2 separate regions of the Homo sapiens genome follow, and region 1 is linked to region 2. The links are chromatin contacts, found by Hi-C or POLR2A ChIA-PET in ENCODE. All regions are on one chromosome and are shown on one strand. The core of a region is the stretch at or near the end of the contact, and the rest is flanking DNA. Distances in the headings are between cores, read along the strand shown.

Region 1 (4,334 bases), core at 1,698-4,197, 830 kb after region 2:
ATACTTGTGAGGTGGAACCGATGGGATATAAAGAGCAAATAAATGTGCAGTGGAAAAAAGAGGAAGACCGAAAACTTTCAGGTTTTTCCCAAAGAGAAGAAGTAGAGTACAATGTTCTTAATAGAAATAAAGGCCTATTAGGGAGGGTAGGTAATGAAATGTGTATGCCCTAATGGTGAGGGGTTTACAGGGAAACATTAGTGAACATTCCAAAGACACTGGAAATTTTGATTAAGGACACAAGGGAGATGGGGGCTGTACATAGACACACACGCAGGATCACTATTCCATATGGCAGTGGTGGAAGTTCCAGAGGTGAAATCGCCAAGAGAACATGTGCAGGGCAATGAGAGGAGGGAATAAATGATGGAACTCTGAAAGGAGAACCCAGTGGTCAGAGGAGGAGAGCCCATTAAGGAAACTGGAAAGCGTAAGTCAGAGAAGTCAAAAGAGAAACAGGAGACTCATGTCTTATAAACAGAGGGACAAGAGAATGTCAAGAAATATTGGGTTTTCATTGTAAAAAGCCACTGCCAGATCAAGTAAGGTGAGACTGTGTTATATGGTTTTCACAATTAAGAAGTCATCACGGCTCTCAACAGGACTGCTTTTAATACCCTGGCATTGATCAGAGTAGTTTAAGAAGCTGATTGGAGATTTAACAAGTAGAGACTACGAATGTAGATTACTCTTTAAAGAGAGTTGATGGTAAAATGAGGGAGGAAGAAAGATAAGTTAGTTTCTTTGAGCATGATTTTGGTCTGAGAACAGGTTTGCTAGCAAGAGTTCTCTGAGCAAATGAGAGGGGAGGATAGAGAGGTCTTCAGAGTTAATGATTTTACAGGCTTCTGCTCTCCAAGTGCAGTCAACAGGTCAGTAGCACCAGCATCACCTGGGAGCTACTTAGAAATGCAGAATCTCAGGCCATGCTGCAGGCCTAGTGAATCAGAATCTGCATTTTAACAAGATCCCCAAGTGATTAACATGCACATTAAATTAATACTCACTGCAGTAGGTGAAGACAGAAATGTGGAGGAAGGAAGAAAGATACAGAACTCTTGCAAATATTACAGTACTCAGGCCATTTTTTTCTTGTGCAATCACTTAGACATGCTTGGGTTTTTATCTGAGATGTAATGAGAAATGTTTAGAACATCCTTTAAGGGCTTCCAAATTAGTGGCATATATGGAAAATGAAGGTCTGTGTGAAGAGAAATCACCTCTAATGAAATCCAGATGAAAATCCAGACCAGCTTCCTGTTGGCAGGATTATTGATAGTGGAGGTGGAGATATTATCATTGCTTCAGCCTCACTCCCAGATAGTCCACTTTACTTGGTCTGAGGTAGAACTGGTACTATTATATACCTGTATATATACCAGTTATATATATATATATATGTGTGTGTGTATATATGTGTATATGAATATAACTGGTATATATACGTGTATATATGTATATATAATTCATTGTTTAATGTGCCAGCACTGTGCAAACTCAAGACGGGTGCTCATTAAATACTGAATTTCACAGGTAGTAGGCTTTCTATTTATGTTAGTTCTTCTTCCTACTCACCTTTTTAAGGCAGCAGTTCTCAAATTCTAGAATGCATTAGAATTAGAACGTGGAGTGCTTGTTAAAAATACAAGTTTCTAGAACCCATACACAAGGATTTTGACTTGGTAGGTCTAAAGCGAGACCCAATAATCTGCACTCGATAACGAGTACTTCAGATGATTCCAATGTGATCTCCCAGTCACGGACTGGGAAAAAAGCATTCCAAACTATTTTGTAGATCTCGAGAAAGACTTCAGAATGTTCGTGTCTCACAGGAAATAGCAAAAACAATATAGCATTCCAAAATCCTACCTAGCTTTGTACCGTGTACTTTGCTATTGCTGTTGGATTCAATTACAACGGAAATATTTGATGTGGTAAAATACTGAGCAGTGATGCTAACCTTTTATAGTAGACACTGGGAAGCAGAAAGGAAGTGTAAACACGTTTCCCTTAAAAACTAGTCTTGCTGGGTGGATAAAGTGTGCATACCTATTTTACAAATAAAGAATAGTGCCGCACTAGCTTATGTACGTAATATGTGCTTAACAAACATTTGTTCATTGAGTAAGTAAGAGTCAAGTCGAATGGCTCAGATTGTAAGTGCTATGAGAATTCCACTGTAAGAAGAGGGAAGTATGCCTTCTTTTCACCATTAAAGATCTGATTGCTGATATTGGCATTTTTGCCAGTAGAAGAGCCTGGACGTTGGCAGTTTTCAAAGCCCCCAGGTGATTTGACTGCGCAGCTAAGTTTGAGAACCACGGAGGTAAAGGAAGGGAGTACCTTAAAGAGCTAGGATTAGGGATAATATCAATAGATCACCTTTAAGGCTGCACCTCAGCCTAATTAAATCAGAATCGCTGGGGGTGGGACTTGGCTATCAGTCATCTTTAAAGCTCTCCAAGTGATTCCAATGTACAGACGTGGTTGAGAGCCATTGCTTTACTTGAATTCTCAGTGGTTCTTAATCCTGGCAGCATAATAGAGTCACCAAAGATACATATATATATATCAGTTCAGGAAGCAGAGTTGTTTCAGATGCTAGAACACCTCCAACGAGCAGTCACAGCTCTGTAGTTCTAGTGCCGCCGCTGCCAGCAAGTTTGTTGTGACCCTGGCGGCCGAGTTACTTTCAGCGCTCTGGGCGGTCTCGCAAGAAACACTGACGCTTTGGGACTTCATTTCCCAGCAAGACCCGCGGCCGCCTATCGCGCGAGTCATGCCGGGCACCTCGTCCCCCTGTCCTCTCTGGCGGAGCTGCCTGGCGGAAGCGGGAACGTCGCATCCTGAGGTAAAGGTGCACGGCATCCTGGGACATGTAGTCTGGCCGGGGCTCGGACGCCCCCTCGGATGAATGGGACCGAAGCTGACTGCGAACTACAGCTTCTTGGCAGCGTCGGTGTTGGCCGCGGGAGAAGGGGAGACCGCGGCGGCCCCCAGTGAGAGCGGCTTTCCAGGACGGTGCGATGTGCTGCGCAGCGAAGAGGCAGGAGGCCGGCTTCCTGGGGTAGCGGTACAGGCGGGCGCTTACTCTGTGCGCTTGCTTCCCCAACCCTGCACCGGCCATGCGCCCGGCCTTGGCGGTGGGCCTGGTGTTCGCAGGCTGCTGCAGTAACGTGATCTTCCTAGAGCTCCTGGCCCGGTGAGTGACCCGCTCGGGCCGCACCCGGTCTCCCGGGGCGGGGCGGAGGAAGCCAGAGGAGAGGTCCCCCCGGGACGCGCCCACGCCCTGTCCCCACCCCGCCGCCCACGGAGCCCGGGGCAGGACGGCCTGAGCCCCCCAGCAATCCGTCCTGTCTGGGCAGCCTGGGACCCCGCTGAGTCCGCTGCTTCCCAAAACTGCGCACCGGCGGCAGTCCCGCCTAACAGTTTCAAAGCATTCCTGCGAGGGGAAGACTCAGGGTGTTGCTGTCGTCACCCCTTTTCCACACTCGGGGGGTATTGAAGTCTGAAGAGTTTTTCACATGACCAGTCCAAGGTCGGCAGAGAGCTAGTGTCAGAACCAAGGTTCCTTCACCAAACCACTCTCTCTTCCTTCCCATCCAACTCTAGCTCTTTTTTCGATCCTGTTAAATGGCACAGGCTGGACTTGAGCAAAGGTTTTTGACTTGTAAAGCAGTCTGACTTTGTACATACTGCAAAGAAAGTTTTATTTTTATTACGGCATCCTGCAAAGCATTTGCTTTATTGGCCTTGGAAATGGTTATGAGTACTTTGCCCAAACATACATAAATGATGCGGTAGAACAGATTTTTATGTAGAAGATCAGTCCACGTGACCCGAGAGTGCTCTTTGAGGTGGCTTGCAAAAAGACAAAAAAAAAAGCAAGTAGAAGATTGGTCCAAGTGACCTGAGAGGGCTCTTTGAGGTCACTTTGAATGTGCAAAGTTCAGTGGATAGAAGCTATAACAGAAGAGACAACAGGTGGTGTGGAAAAGCCTCCAGGACTAAAAAGCTGGGTTGTGAATTTCACTCTTGGCTCCGTCGTCCACTGGCTGTGTAGCCCTTCAAGTCACTTAGCCTCTCTTGGGCTCCTTTTCCTGGCAGTAAAACAATACCTATAGTGTTCTCTAGCTCGTGTTTCTGAATCTATACATTACAAGTTGAGTATCCTTCATTTGAAATGCTTGGGAACGGGTGTTATTTGGTGTTTTTTGTTTTTTGTTTTTTTTTTGGATTTGGGAGTATTTGCATATACATAATGAGATATTTTACGGATGGTACCCAAATCTAAACACAAACTCATTTGTGTTTCTTATACACCTTATACACAT
Region 2 (4,713 bases), core at 304-2,803:
TTGTACAAACTTTCAGGGAGGCAGATTGGCAATAAACATTAAAAACCCTAAAAATAGTCATATCTCTTTGGCCCACTTTTATAAATCTATCCTAAGACAGCAATCAGAAATCCAGTCAATAATTTATACATAGGAATGTTCAGCACAGCATTACTTTTGGCACAAAATGGGAAGCAGCTTGAAAGTCCAATATCAGAAGTAAACTATGATGTATCAAGGATAAAATACTATGCATCTTTTAGAAAAAGCAGGTATAAAATCACTCTACATAGTGTGACTACATCCATATAAAGAGGCATAGGAGAAAGAGACTAAAGAAGTATTTGAAAATGTTAATGTTAGCTGTGGTAGCTCTGGGTGGTGACATTACAGGCAATTGTTCTCTATTTGCAGTAAAATATTTTTAGAATTATGTGCTACATTTATGAAAAAAAAAGAAATTTATAAAACAGGCATTCAAAACAGCCTTAGTAATTAGATAAAGCAGGGACTAAGCTGGAAAGAAAGTTGAGAAAGGGGAATATGTGCAAGATTGAAAAAATATCTCATGGACTGAGTCTCAGACCTGAGATTTTGGGGAATGGGGTATGGTAAGTGGATACTGAAAAATGCTCTTCAGTTATCATGAGGGAAGAAGGAAATATGTGTCTTTTCCCTCTTTCAAAGGAGCCTTTGATTTTATAGGCGAAGAAGCATAGTGGAAGTTATTAGTGAAACTAAGCCCACATTAAAAAAAATCTCTTAAAATATGCATCAAGAGAACTAAAATACCACCATGGATTTCCACTGGGGCATGAGGAGCAATCTGGTCTAATGACTAACATAAGATCTAAACATCTCTTAGGTCCCATTCTTTGAGGCAAGAACACAAGTTTTTCTGTTGATATTAATCTTCAGTGTGTATTTTAAAGTTTTATGATGTGTTCGTAACTACCATTGAATAGTGGTTTAGTTAGTGTTGGTCGGTGACCTGCTTTTGTTTACCTATTTCTGATGAACAGTGTATTGCACAAGCCACAGCCATGTCCTTGTACACACTGCGTGCAAGACTCTGCTGTGTGCAGTCAGCCCTGCATCGTTTCTAACCAGTTATACTGGCCTTACTTTCATCATCTTTGAGGCCAGAGCTACACATGTTGATGCCGAAGAGTGGAAGGAAGGAGAGCAGAGAGTAAAGGGGGTAGATTATGTAGATTATACAGACATGAGCGAGGGAGGGTCACAGATACTGAACAACCAGTGAGTTCCCCTATGTGGATTGCCAGAACATGAAATATCTGAGAAGAAAACAAAATTGTCTTACAAGGTAGTAGACGTCTGGGTAAGCTGTGATGCTTGCAGGATCGGTACTTACAGAAAGGAGGTGCAGAGACCACAGGAACACTCATGAAAAGGAGAAGCAGGAAATCAGGGTTGGTTGTTTGAATCTTCCTTCTCGCTGGCTTTCTAATGTCAGACTCCAGAAAGGAGGAGTGGAAGGGAAATGGCAGGCAGATGCAGTCCTGAGCTGGTGCCCCCTTGCCTTCGCAGTCGTGCCTAGTAAACAGCTCTCTGAACTTTGGTACATTTGTTCTGACTGATGTCACTATCAGCTGATTTCACTTTCGTTTCCTAACTTGCCAGTGGCCCATGACTTTTCAGAAATGAGGTATGTAAACAACTTTTTATTGTCCATTATGACATACTCTTTACCTACACTGTAGCCGGCAAACCAACTGATTTAAAGAGCCAGGTAAATGTCTTGATTATATCACACAATAATTCCAGAAAGGGAAGGAGCCAAAGAACTCTCGAAGCTCCCAGTGATTTAAACTGCAAGATAAACACAACCCGGAATTTTATTCAGAAGAAACCCATCAGGATCATCTGGTCCAAGCTCCCAGCCAGTGTGGCAGTCAGGACCCAGGTCACCTCCTACTCATTTCCTTGGGAAGCAGCTATGCCGTCTGTCCCCCAACCCCTTTTAGAGATCAATTTTGTAATGATGACTGGGCTTCTCTGGACACAAAACTTTGTGTCCTGAGCATTCTCACTGCAGTGTTTAGGCCCATGTTGGAGCAGCTGGAACATCTATTTTATTTCAAAATAAGAGCCGAACAAAGCTTTTATTTTTGTAAGCATTGGGGCTCCTGGCCAGAGTTTAAAAATTGCTTCCGTTGCTCACATGACCAACTGGAAATTTCAACTGTGGGTTAAACTTGGTTACATGAGACTGCTACCTAGTGCTATTGCTGAATCCTTCAGCGGTTCTCTTCTGCTTCCTTGCCCTTCCTCCAAAGGAGGAGTTATTTGAACTGCTACATTGCCCTCCCCCTGCCCCTAGTTCTTTTAAACGCAAACTCTAGAAAGAGGTGATGGGATCCAGGAGGAAGGAAGAACAGAGGCTTTGAGATCAGAGAGTTCTGCTACATACTAGCAAATTATTTAATCTCTTTGAGCATCAATTTCTTATCTGTAAAATGGAAACAGTACCTACTTTGCATGGTTGCTCTGGGGACTGGAGATAATATAAGTGCTTAGTACAATACTGGGACCATAGTAATGGTAGCTATTATTATGAAAAGTGGAATTTCTGTATATTTAGTCTAGCATCCATATTAATGCCTTTAAGACAGAAAATTAACTTTTAGATACTAATATACAGTAGTTACTCTGAAAACTCAATACTGGTGAGTGAAGTGATATAGAAGAGATAGAAACATATTTATATTTATGAAATTTATTCAAGGTTATCATGTACCTAGTTTTCAAAGAGTCAGTTTTTCAAAACTTACGAAAATCGGCAGTCCCACACTCTCCCTTTCTTCCTCTTCAGAGGCAAGCACTTTCACCTGTGCTCATTCTTTAGGCATTTACCTCAGTTCTCTAAATAACATGCTTGGATTGGTACTTCTTGATTTTTCAGTTTCAGGCATAATCTACTGACTCCCAACCATAAAAGGTGAAGATTTAGCTTTCTTCTTCCCCACTGCATGTTCCAGAAGTATGCTTCCTCTCTTCCTCCTCTATCCAAATTGGTTATAGTTTTGTTTAAATCAATATTCAGTGTTTACAATATTGGAATATGCACAGGTATACTTTATTTTATTGTGCATCTCTCTTTGTGGATCCTGCATCTTTTACAAATTGAGGATTTGTGGCATTTTTGCATCGAGCAAGTCTATTGGCACCATTTTTTCAATAGCCTTTGCTCACTTCATGTCTCTGTGTCACATTTTGGTAACTTTTGCAACATTTCAAGCTTTTTCATTATTATTATGTTGGTTATGGTGATCTTTGATGTTACTATTGTGATTGTTTTGGGGTGCCATGAACCGCACCCATATGACGGTGAACTTAATTGATAATTCAGTTCTGACCGCTCCACCAACTCTGTGTTGGTGTTCTGACCGTGTGTTCTGACCACTCCACCAACTGGACGTTCCTCCATTTCTCTCTCACGTTAGGTCTCCCTATTCCTGAGACACAATAATACTGAAATTAGGCCAATTAATGTCCCTACAATGGCCTGTAAGTGTTTAAGTGAAAGGAAGTGTCACATGTCTTTCATTTAAAATTGGAAACTAGAAATGATTAAGCTTAGTGAGGAAGGCATTGTGAAAGCAAAGATAAGCCAAATGTTAGGCCTTATGTTGTGAAGGCAAAGGTTCAGATGATTGTTAGCATTATTTAGCAACAAAGTATTTCTAAATTAAGGTATGTCCGTTAGGTTTTTTTAGACATAACAGTATCACACACTAAATAGGCTACCTTATAGTATAAACATGACTTTTATATGCACTGGGAAACCAGAAATTCGTGTGATTTGCTTTACTGTAATACTTGCTTTATTGCAGTGGTCAGGAACAGAACCTGCAACATATCTCCGAGGTGTGCCTGTAAATACCATTTACAGCAGCTGAGCCATGTAGAAAATTAAGATTACTTTTCCTATCCTGCATAACTTTTGATCTTCTCTGAAGATAATTGCTTTTTTTAAAAAGTTTGTTTGCTTGCTTGGTTTTCTATTGCTTAACACTAATCCAACCCTCAAATCTTTATCAAATCTTCTATGAATAAATTTCTATGCATCAAGTATTCTATATCTTCCTGAGAAAGGCTTTTCAGACCCTTCCAACCTGCCCCAGTCTGGGGCTTGACACCACACACAGCTGTTGTCCTGGCTTCTCACATCACCACCATGCTGGGGATTCCCTTTACTTCTGTCCTAGGTTGGATCTCCTGCTTCCTGCATCAAAGGCATTTCTCTTTCTCCATTTATTCAGTTCTGGGAGAGTAAATCTCCAGTAACTTCCTGAGAAATGGGTACACTGAAGAGAATTTTTTGAGAACTTACAAAACTGAAAATATCTTCATTCTAACTTGATCTATTCAAATGTGATCAAATTTAGACTGAATATAAAATTTTAGGTTAAAAATAATTTTCATTTATAATTTTGAAGGCTTTGTCCCATTATGTCTGGCTTTCTTGTTTTGTTGAGAAGTTTAAATTTGTTCTGCTTCCTGGCTTCCAAAATGGTCTCCTCTTGTCATCCTTTCAGCTTTATGCCTTAAAAAATAAATTATTTTGGTGGTTTTGAGAGGGAGCAAAATTGAATGTGTATCCAGTTTGCCATTTTTAACTGGAGGTCTAAAATATTTCTTTGTTCCTCTTCTTTTTTTTTTTTTTTTTTTTTTTTTTTTTTTACTCTTTTGAGACAGGGTCTCTCTGTC

Evidence for each region. Hi-C counts contacts between places; a loop is a spot of excess contacts on that map. ChIA-PET counts read pairs that join two places held with the same protein, here RNA polymerase II (POLR2A). Pooled maps may share reads with other maps.
Region 1: a loop to region 2 is called in a map of CD8-positive, alpha-beta T cell, with 7 times the contacts of the local background. The contact joins the promoter of SLC35B4 here to the promoter of TMEM140 in region 2. A Hi-C loop is called at or near these places in 3 of 168 maps with a recorded cell type or tissue (CD4-positive, alpha-beta memory T cell, CD8-positive, alpha-beta T cell and naive thymus-derived CD4-positive, alpha-beta T cell), 1 of 37 single-sample maps with no recorded cell type and 12 of 50 pooled maps. POLR2A ChIA-PET finds 5 or more read pairs at or near these places in 3 of 52 experiments (CD4-positive, alpha-beta T cell, CD8-positive, alpha-beta T cell and endothelial cell of umbilical vein).

What each region holds. Positions count from the first base shown.
Region 1 is chr7:134,315,543-134,319,876 of GRCh38, reverse strand. It overlaps SLC35B4 (solute carrier family 35 member B4), which reads left to right and starts at 2,947. Exons shown (of 10, transcript NM_032826.5): 1 at 2,947-3,202. The coding sequence starts at 3,126. RefSeq lists an enhancer at 2,427-3,156 and a silencer at 3,237-3,406.
Region 2 is chr7:135,144,912-135,149,624 of GRCh38, reverse strand. It overlaps TMEM140 (transmembrane protein 140), which reads right to left and starts at 1,553. Exons shown (of 2, transcript NM_018295.5): 1 at 1,355-1,553. It also overlaps a transcript of CYREN not described here. RefSeq lists an enhancer at 1,275-1,774.